Linked DNA regions of Homo sapiens: region 1 is linked to region 2. A link is an interaction called in ENCODE POLR2A ChIA-PET data of the cell type or tissue named here. Cell type or tissue: B cell. All regions are shown on one strand. Links, peaks and the distances in the headings refer to the core of each region. The heading gives the core; the rest is flanking DNA. Region 1 overlaps LINC03088 (long intergenic non-protein coding RNA 3088). Region 2 overlaps HRK (harakiri, BCL2 interacting protein).

Region 1 (5,374 bases), core at 243-5,242, 170 kb after region 2:
TGTGCTGTCATGGAAACAGTCACCAGCACTCCTGAGCCAATACCATAGGACTCCCATAGGTCTATTTCTTCAGGGTGAGCCAAAGTTCGATGCCAAAGAACGGTTCAGTAAAGACAGACCTGGGGGAAACAGTGCTGAACTGCTTCAAGCTCACTTTTCTGCAGGGCGTGATACAGTCCTGTGCCTCCCCTGGCTCAGTCTCTCTGCTTTGTCTAGTTTGTCTCCCTTGCAGATCCCCCTACCCCCAAGAGAGGAACACAGTGGGGGGCTTTGGCTTTAATGACTACGATGCTTGTGTTTAAAGTTTGCAAAGCCCCCAGTCTCCAACCACTGGCCAGTATGGCCCTTCTTCCTTCGGTATGCAAGAAAAGCCGCTGTCTGGTTGAGTGAGCTCTGCTATAAATCAAAGTGTCACCACTTAGCCAGTAGAAGTGATTTAATTAATCCGTTGTGCTGTCCCCTGAGCATCACTCCACCTGACTGCTAATCAACTTCCATCAGCAGGAGGAAAATACAGGCCCCCTTTTTCTGAACTGCATTGCATAAGATGAAGGAGGAGAGGGAGGGGGAGAAAAAGTTAATTGCAGTGAGGGAGCTCAAACTGTCACAAGAAGAAAGTCTCTTGTCTGGCATCTGCAGGCTGCCTCTTTATACACGGTCGTCCTCGTCTCGGGTGAACTGCAGGAGAGGACCACTTTTTAGTAATATTAATATAGACATTATCTATTGTCCATATCTATTTATCAGAAATAATGTCTTGCCTGGAAACCCATGACAGCTGGCATATTGCAAAAAAGGAACTGTTCTTTTATCATGCACCCGGTATTTAGACCTTAAAAAACCACACGCAACCTTCACTGATAATCAGATAGGACTTAGAGTTTATATATCTATCTCTCGGGCACAGGAACATTTTTTGACAGATGGCCACCCCAATTTCTGTCATATTCAGGCAAAACCAACGCATGCCATTTCCCTGCAATGTAATTAGGCAGGTCTGGTTAACGCTAGAGTGCTTTGAAGGTGAAATTAGCTAGTGGTGATGAGGACTCCTAGTCTAGGGTACTTGAAAGCTTAAGAGCCTTAAGTTTCCTTGAATCTTTTCACAAATGGTAGATAGCCTGGCTCCATTTTACAGATAGGAGAAACTGAGGCAAACAAAGACAAGGGAAAATTTTCCAGGAAGTTGCAGAGCTGGAACAGGTGTTCTGAAACTGGGATTCATTCTTTGTTGTGGGGAAGCAGGACTGCACAAGATTCTGGTTTTGTTTGTCTTAGAGACGGGGTCTGGCTTCGTTGCTCAGGCTGGAGTACGGTGGCATGATCTTAACTCACTGCAGCCTCGAACTCCTGGCCTCGAGTGATCCTCCTGACTCAGACTCCCAAAGTGCTGGGACTACAGATGCATGTCACTGTGCCTGGCTAATTTTTTAAATTCTTTGTAGAGATAGGGTCTCACCATGTTGCCCAGGCATGTCTTGAACTCCTGACCTGAAGCAATCCTCCTGCCTTGACTTCCCAAAGTGCTGGAGTTACAGGCCTGAGCCACTGTGCCCGGCCCCAAGATTCTGTTTTAAAGCAGGGGCTTATTCAGAATTGTATTCTTTTCTGATTACTGAGCACTTATACTGAAAAGTAAACTTGTAGAAAGGCTCTTTAGTAGTATGAAGACCGGAAAATCTTTTATCTGACCCAAAATATGACATCATGCATCGATTATACACAAACTTTGTTTTTTATTTCCCCACCAGGGGATACCCACCCACCCCACCCCACCACCGCCTGCTTCTGTGGGTGAGCCACACCTCTTTAAAGATGTGGGAGCAGCCAGACACCGTGGCTGACGCCTGTAATCCCAGCACTTAGTGAGGCCGAGAAAGAAAGATCACCTGACGTCGGGGGTTCGAGACCAGCCTGACCAACATGGAGAAACCTCATCTCTACTAAAAATATAAATTTAGCCAGGCGTGGTGGTGCATGCCTGTAATCCCAGGTACTCAGGAGGTTGAGGCAGGAGAATTGCTTGCACCCAGGAGGCAGAGGTTTCGGTGAGCCAAGATAATGCCATTGCACTCCAGCCTGTGCAACAAGAGACTCTGTCTCAAATAAAAAAAAAAAAAAAAAAAGATGTGGGAGCAGCGCAGAAACACTCTTTCAGCACACATGTACTTGGGATCAGAGAGCCTCTGCCCTACTGCAGGTGACGGCCATTCCTTTGAGAGGAAAGAGCTCTGGATCCTCATTCTGCGAACGTCCACACCCGCCGCATGCCAAGCACTGCCTCATTTTGTGCCTTATGACCGCTGGGCCACCCCTAGAATCCTGGTTGAGTACAGAGTGAATGACATAGTCCTCCATTGTGATGAGGTCGAAATCTGATCAAAATGGACATTTAGGGCAGCCTTCGAGAGAAAGAGGTGTCCGGAGAGAGGAGATAGCCCCTAAAGCTGCTGCATGGGTCTGAGCTGAGGAGGTGTGTGTGGTCCGCCCAACACCAGGGGGCACTGCCACTTCCTCCCCTGCTTTTGCACGTGCTTTCCCTAGGAGCAGAGGCCACGCGGATGCAGCTGGCTTCCCCTGCACTGAGTCTCCTGGGCACCAGAGGGAGGGCGCTCCTTCCCTGCAGAAGGGAAATCCTGCCCCTGTCTCTTGCCGCTCCAGGGAGTAGCCTAAAAGGGCTAAGATTGGAGCCACTTAGAGCGGGGTGGAATTCTAACTGTGCTACAGGCCACGTTTCTCTGTGTGTGGCCCTCCCTGGCCTCAGTTCCCTTATCTGCAAAATAGGAATGCCCATCTCCCAGAATGGACATCAGGATGAAATGAGATGATATCAATGCTCCCAGCACAGTGCTAGGCATGTAGGATGTAGGAGCTGCTAATTAAATACAGTTTCCTTCTTGCCATTCTCTTTTTGTTTTTGAGACAAGGTCTTGTTCTGTCACCCAGGCTGGAGTGCAGTGGCACGATCACAGCTCACTGCAGCCTGGACCTCCCGGGCTCACGCCATCCTCCCACCTCACCCTTCCAAGGAGATGGGACCACAGGAGCGCGCCACCACGCCCTGCTAGTTTTTGTATTTTTTTTGTAGAGATGAGGGTCTCCACCATGTTGCTCAGGCTAGCCTCAAACTCCTGAGCTCAAATGATCCTCCTGCTTTAGCCTCCCAAAGTGCTGGGATTACAGGCGTGAGCCACCATGCCCAGCCTTTCTTACCCTTTCCTTCCTTTGCTCTCTTATTCTTTCATTTCTTTCCACAGCTCCATAACCTATACTATAAAATGCTCAATTCGACAGTGGGGACCCAGATCCCAGAGTCATGCAAAGATCCAAAGGCTACCATGCCTCCCTCCCTCCGTCTGAGCCCAGGGTGCTGGGACCCCCTCCATCCCCACCCACCCAGCTGGCTGTTCCAGACATCATGGAACAGTTGTCTCCACATGCACCTCCCATTTCAAGGGTTTCCACCATGGCTGTAAAACCTACTCCAGGCTGACGCTGGGCCTTCCGGGTCCAGCCAGGGAGACGTTTGTCTGTCTCTAGCCACAATCTAGAAACATGTTTTGATGTTTTCCCAGTCGCAGACAGGAAGAGAACAAGGTTGATATTTCTCTGTGTTGGTGCTATAGTACAACTGTAACTGGAAAGTAAAATGGTACGCCTTGCCTCTCCATTTTGTCATAACCATTCCATTTGAAAGAGAAGGCAACGTTATTGTGCCCAGGGGTTACATTGTATGTAAACACGTATGCATTAAATGGGAGTCTTGTATGTGAGAAATGGCAAAGTATTATGGAAACCAACAGCAAAGGTCTGTGTAACTTTCTTTTAGACAAAAGACCAGCCACTTGGAGTTGGCAGCAGCCCTTTTCTGCTTCCTTGGATTGGAAGCATATTTTGTTTTTCTCAGTGAATCTCCTTCTCATGATGAAAATGATAAAGTTGGTGCCCAGAGGTTCACTGAGGATAGTTAAGCAAATGTATTTGTTCAAAAAACATTTGTTGGCCGGGCATGGTGGCTCACACCTGTAATCCCAGCACTTTGGAAGGCCGAGGCAGGTGAATCACTTGAGGCCAGGAGTTTAAGACCAGCCTGGCTAACATGATGAAACCCTGGCTCTACTAAAAATATAAAAATTAGCTGGGCGTGGTGGCACATGCCTGTAGTTCCAGCTACTTGGGAGGCTGAGGTGGGAGGATCTCTTGAACTTGGGAGGTGGAGGTTGCAGTAAGCTGAGATTGTGCAACTGCATTCCAGCCTGGGCAACAGAGTGAGAATCTGTCTCAAAAAAAAAAGAAAAAGAAAAAGAAAAAATCCAAAAAACATTTGTTGAGCATCTACTCTGCCTGGATCTGTACTACGTGATAAATAAGACATAGCCCTTGCAGACTTTCCAGTCTAGAGGAAGCAGGTTGACATTTAACATAACTAGAGTCAACGTGATGATTGTCACCATGAACAAATGAATTAATACTATGGGAATACAAAAGGGAGGGGTGTCAGGGAAGGTTTCATGAGAAGTTTTCTGATAGAAGAGGAAGAAGGAGGTTAGTACAGGGTAGAAGGAACAGGTTTTTTGAAGACCAGAAGAGGTAAAAATAAGAAACGCAGAGCCATCCAGTAGCATCATTTGATTATTATATGAAATATATGCTAAGCAATATGTTTCCTTCCTTCCTTCCTACCTTTCTTCCTTCTCTCCCTCCCCCCCTCCCTCCCTCTCTCTCTCCTTCCTCCCTTCCTTAAATTGAGACAGAGTGTCACTCTGTTCCTCAGGCTGGAGTGCAGTGGCATGATCTCAGCTCATTGCAACCTCCGCCTCCCAGGTTCAAGCGATTCTCCTGCCTCAGCCTCCTGAGTAGCTGGGAGTATAGGCGTGCGCCACCACGCCTGGCTAATTTTTGTGTTTTTTCAGTAGAGACAGGGTTTCAACATGTTGGCCAGGCTGATCTTAAACTCCTGGCCTCAGGTGATCCGCCCGCCTCGGCCTCCCAAAGTGCTGGGATTATAGGCATGAGCCACCACACCTGGCCAATTTTTAATTTTATCTATTTTTGAACAGTTAGTACGTGCATATGGTTTAACACTCAAAAGGGTTTAACAGTGAAAAATCTCTCTTCCCTGCTGACCCTGGCCACTGATTTCTCCTCCAGTGACACCATTTTCTTGTGTTTATGCAAAGGGAGTTATACATATGCAAACGAATACTTGCAGGTATTATTTCTCTTTTTCCTGTAAGTACAAGAGCTATATAGCATGCTGTATACACCTGTCTCTCATGTTCCTTTGCTTTGTGAAACAAACGTTTAAACTCCAATATTTAGATAGTTCCTACTAGATGTCTTAGTCCATTCTCTGTTGCTTATAAAAGAATAC
Region 2 (5,374 bases), core at 282-5,281:
AGTCTGGGATGCCTCCATTTCTTGACTCGTCCTAGCCTCTCCCTCTGTACTTACCTAGGTCGATCGCTAGATCCCACTGTCACGTCAAGAGAAATGGGATTTTTGTGTCTCTGGTGCTTCACTTAAAATTTTGCTGGTGCTAAGTGCGTTCCTGCTGGTGCTGCTGTGGTATTCTGTTGACAGACTTGGAAGGCCAGGGGACAAGAGAGATTTCTATTTTGCTGTTTCAGATTCTTTTTTTTTTTTTTTTAAGGGACAAGTTGCAAAAGTGCCACTTGAGAGTCTCTTCTCTTCTTCTACCTGGGGACGAATATCCAGAGGTGGTTTGGAGCAAACCTTGGGGTCTAGGAGGGAGGATGGCATTGAGAGGCTTGCTGGTTATGAGGCAGAAAGCTGACCTCATGCATGACTTGGTTGCTATCTCCCCCACCCCCACAAAAGTGTCCTCGGAGTTCAGCCCACAGCCTCCTCCACTCCCCAAGGGGATTTCAGGGTTTAGGTTTTATGGATTAAAGAGCCAAGAAATGGCTACATTCTGTTCAAAGATGATTTATAACCGGGGGATGTTGTGGGAGGGAGTGGGCCATTTAAATGAAATGCACCAGCATCTCACTGATTGACAGAGGTCTGATTTTTTTCCCCCCAAGGATAAGCTACTATTTTCAGAAGTTTCTAGAAGGGCTAAAAAAAGATGTGTGCTGGACGGAGACTTGGCTGCAAAGACTCTTCAGGGAGCAGTGATTATTTTTTGCTTTCATTTTCGAAAAATCCAACATAAGCAGGTATTCTTCCTCTGTGCAGGATACCACACACTGCCATTTTCAAAGCCGAGGTGGCGAGGTGTCAGGCTGCAGATTCGGACGGTCATTCTCCAAGGCTGGATTTGCAGGTCACCACCCGGTACCTATAGACAGAGGGTCCAGCAGGCTGGTTAGCAGACACCGCTCCAGTTCTAAGACGCCAGCAGTGGGATCCATGTTTAAGGTGGATGCGGCTGAAATGGGAATTATCCCCCCACAGGCTTTGCTGTACAGTTCTAAGAAGCCAGCAGTGGGATCCACATTTGTTAAGGTGGATGCGGCTGAAATGGGAATTATCCCTCCATAGGCTTTGCTGTAAATGACCAGGTCCTTTAGAATGTACAACCTCTCAGTGCTGCTGCAAGCTGGGAGCTGGATTTCTTTCTGTCTTCCTTTTAAAATCCGTTCCTTGTGTTTTCCTAAATAGCCCTTTAAAGAGAAATGCAACCCCAGGGCTGCTGAATGCCAGGGAAGACTCCCCCACCCCGCAGCTTTGAACTCAGCAAACCAAAAAAAAAAAAAGAAGAATAATGCTTATTTTGGGAGAACGTGTTTCTCCTCATTACTCGTGCCCTCCCCCTAGCTGATGTTTGCAGGGGACCCTCGCTTAGCTGGGGACTGCAGAGAGCAGTGGGTAATATTCCCACAAAGCTACGAACTTAGAGAAGGCAAATTCATTAGAATAATATGAAATACAGTCACTGCTTCTATTTAATCACTTTCTTAGCCACAGACTAGGGTCTTTCCAGCTCCCCCCATTTTCTGGGGAGGGGCGTCCATTACTACACAGCTGTATCCAATCACAGTTCTCTGCTTCTTTAAGGCTGTACCTTCAAGATCGTAGTGGGGGCATGCTGACCACCTGTAGACACAGGAGAAGATGAAAGGTGAGAGGATCCCTTTTTCAGCCCCGACTTGCCTACTGGCTTTTGATGTTTCCCCTGGAGGATACAAACTCCAAACGCTGGGGTTGGCATTTTGGGTGATTTTGATTTCAATGAAGCCACTTTGCTGAGAGAACTGGGGCACCCACGACCTCCTGATAGAGCTTCTCAGCCAAGTCCCTTGTAGATATTCTCCTGTTTTATTAGAGACCACGTATTTATCGAATCCTGACCTTTCCTTGCACATCATTCATTGGAGTGCACTTCTCGACTGCCCCGATTTTTGACACGGGGTTGTTTTTAATGCTTGTTTTTATATGAGATTTGACTTCTTGATGGACATTTGTATTAGGAAATTGAAGCATGATATATATGTATATATTGTCTCCACCATCTCTCCTGTTGTATTACTTGGATTGCATGAGATAGTGGGGTGGTTCTTGTTTTTTAAAAAATATTTCCACAGTGTGCAAAGTGCTGGCAACATCCCTCCCTCTCCTCCACCGCTCCCCCACTTTTCTCTGGCTGCCAAGGAGTCATTGATTTTGATTAGCTTCACTGCAGAGCGTCTGTGAAGAGAGAGAGAGAGAAAGGGAGGGAGGCTTTGAAATAAATTTTAAAAAAGACCTCATATCGGGTTTCAGCAGACAGCAGTGTGTGTGTGTGTGTGTGTGTGTGTGTGTGTGTGTGTGTGTGTGTGTGACCGTACAAGCAGAGGGAGGCCTCTGAGATCATCGTTTAGGTAGCTTGCTGCATAATGAGATGAAGAGACTTTTGCCTCTTCATTTCTGATGGTGCTGCTTGCTCTCAGAGAGTGGGGAGCCAGGAACCGCTGGGACTGGAGCCCCCGGGACTTCAACACTCCGAATGAGATCCAGTCCTTTCTGGAAGCTTCTCACCCCCACCTGATCTCCCACAAACAAATACAATCTCTTCAAATTTGGGGGTCCGTTTCCTATTCTCTTTGTTATTGGTGTAGCTTGAGTAGGAAGTTTCTCTGGGGAGCCCATTGGCCCCAATGGCTGCTGTCCATGGTCCTAGGCCGTGCGCATGTCCTAGACCCCAGTTCCTGTTTTGTTTTTTTTTGGGTTTTTTTTGGCCCTGCGCATCTCTTAGAGCCCAGTTCCTGTTTTTTTGTTCGTTTTTTTTTTTTTTTTTTAGCCGCCTTCATTTGGATACTGGGGACTTCTTTTCCACTTCTTCTTCTTCTTCTATTTTATTTTGAGACAGAGTCTCACTCTGTCACCCAGGCTGGAGTGCAGTGGTGCGAGCTCAGCTCACTGCAACCTCCACCTCCCAGGTTCAAGCGATTCTCCTGCCTCAGCCTCCTGAGTAGCTGGGATTACAGGCACCCACCACCACGCTCGGCTAATTTTTGTATTTTTAGTGGAGATGGGGTTTTACCATGTTGGCCAGAGTGGTTTTGAACTCCTGGCCTCAAGTGATCCACCTGCCTTGGCCTCCCAAAGTGCTGGGATTACAGGCATGAGCCACCGAGCTCAGCCTCCACTTCTTATTTTGATTCTTTTCTGTTTTGATGGTGAGAGGAAAGGGTGATTTACCCAATACTGTCACAGAAAAATGAAACTGTGACTGGTTTTCACAATGTATGTAGCTGATCTCATGTTCTCCTATTATTATGTTTCTGACAGTGATAAAATATCACTCTCCCTCCCTGGGGCATTAGAGGAGTCCTCACCCACCCACCTCCTACACAAGTATCTTTTAGGGACAGTGGCTCACCATTGTGGACTTTTTGAGTGTCCACCTGATATTACAAGTTGCATTGACCAGAACACAGATTTTGCTCTTCTGTGTCAATACCCATTTCTTTTCTGAAGGTCAGAAGTTGGTTAAGGGTTTGGGGGACCAGCTAGACACTCTTCTTAGTCCCATGGAGCTGACTGGAAGTTCCATGAGGGGAGGAAATTGATGTCAAAGTGTCATTTTAAAGCTTAAGCTGAAAGTTTATTTTTTAAATTCTCATTCATTCATTTAGCATATATTGATTGAGCATCTACAATGTGCCAGTTGTAGAATTCCATCTCAGAAGAGACTTGACTTGTGGATGGTGGAGGGGCAGTCCTGCTCGGAAGCAGATGATGTGAAATGTTCCTTTCCAGTCTGGTTCACGATGTTTAACAGATTTGTCAGGTCACCACTGTGACCCCAAGCTTTGCTGGCAGATTGTTATATAGTATTTACTGAGAGCCCTGCTATCTGGTAAAGGCAGTTAAAAAGCCTGCAATCTCGACTCATTTCCAGCATGAACAGACTGGTCCTTGCTGCTTTACACAATAATCAAAGCTACCTTTTATGGCGTGCTCGCCACTCCCAAGCACTGGGCGAAGTGCTTTACCCGTCTTCCCCTCCGCGATGCCTCATGCCCACTTTAGCAGATAGTACTGTTAGCATTCCCATTTTACAGTGGAGGAAGCTGAGGCTCAGAGAGGTTAAGCAACTTAGCTGAAGGCCACACCACCAGCGAAGTGCCTGAGCCAAGATTTGGACTCGAGTCCATGGGACCCCCACGCTCGTGAGCTGACTGCTCTGCTCCACTGGGTCCCTTCATGAGGTCGTCCCACAGCACTGCTAGTTCCAGGGCGAGTGCCAGCACATGGCCCCACTGGGAGCCGGGGCCTGACTTAGGTCTACTGGAAAAAGTGTCACCTTTGGGGACACTCAAGGACAGGCTGGTTGGTTTCGTTGTGGATTTTATATACTCATGCCCTAACCCTGTGTTCCTGGTTTCTATAAGGCCCCGGGGAAGGTGCAAGGAATTTGCAAATAGGGCCTGTATGACTTATTTCCTAGGACACGGGAAGCTTTTCTTACCTCCTTTCTACCCTCTTCTCCAACCTGAACTCCCAAGTTTCTTCTCCTGAAGGTCTTTGCACTATAAGCGCCAAGGAGCCCGTGTGCGTGGCAGGGGCGGCTGGGAGGGTATCTGGAGAACCTTAGTGAGGCCTCTGGCCTAGCCAGAGAGGCAATAAGCTTGGGGACGTTCCGTTCTGGGTTCTGACGTTGTTGGTTCTGACGTCGTTGTGCTCTTTTGTAAGAGGAATTTCATACCTTGGAGACGCTTTGTACATATTTGTAATGACTTTATTAAAAAACTGATTGTGCACTTCTAGCCAAAGACATTTGTGTTTTCATTTCCTTTTGGAAGGCTGGCCCTCATAGACTCTGGGAGTACCCAGCTGCATAACAGGGACAGGATCCCTGCCCCTGGCTCCTGCCTGCCCCAATGTTCCCTTGGGCAGAAGGCCAGACACTTCCTTCTCTCCTCTAATTCCTAAGATCCACCGCCCCGCCCAAACCCTGAAGGGAAGGACTGGCCTAAAGAATGCCCTTGGGTTGGGCCACAGGTTTGGGAAACTTGCCCAACAGTTCGAGGTGAGTGCACACAACCATAATTTATGCATGGTATCCTGTGGACAAGCCAATGAGGCTGCAGATTAATGTCTCCAACTGCGGACAACTCGGGTTCTAGTCTCATCCTAAGAATGGGAGTTTGAGTACACATACCTTTTTTTTTGGAGACAGAGTTTCTCCCTTGTTGCCCAGGTTGGAGTGCAGTGGCACGATATTGGTTCACTGCAACCTCTGCTTCCTGGGTTCAAGCTGTTCTCCTGCCTCAGCCTCCTGAGTAGCTGGGATTACAAGCGTGTGTCACCACGTCTGGCTAAC

What was found. ChIA-PET counts read pairs that join two places held together with the same protein. Peaks named below come from ENCODE experiments on the same cell type or tissue, not always from the same donor. Only the 100,000 strongest peaks of a DNase experiment are listed, where the experiment ranks them.
Region 1: POLR2A ChIA-PET joins it to region 2 with 5 read pairs; 2 of 35 experiments call an interaction of 5 or more read pairs at or near these places.

The regions. Positions count from the first base shown.
Region 1 is chr12:116,685,264-116,690,637 of GRCh38, reverse strand. The region is part of intron 1 of LINC03088 (long intergenic non-protein coding RNA 3088); the gene reads right to left. Among named protein-coding and RNA genes, the nearest start is that of LINC03088, 26 kb to the right of the region's middle. In B cell, for the core only: CTCF peaks have their summits at 2,288 and 2,487 (motif pointing right); a DNase peak (open chromatin) is centred at 2,527.
Region 2 is chr12:116,855,587-116,860,960 of GRCh38, reverse strand. It overlaps HRK (harakiri, BCL2 interacting protein), which reads left to right. Exons shown (of 2, transcript NM_003806.4): 2 at 1-4,817. Among named protein-coding and RNA genes, the nearest start is that of HRK, 23 kb to the left of the region's middle. In B cell, for the core only: no CTCF peak of the experiment used is centred there; DNase peaks (open chromatin) are centred at 2,720 and 3,234; H3K27ac peaks cover 754 bases.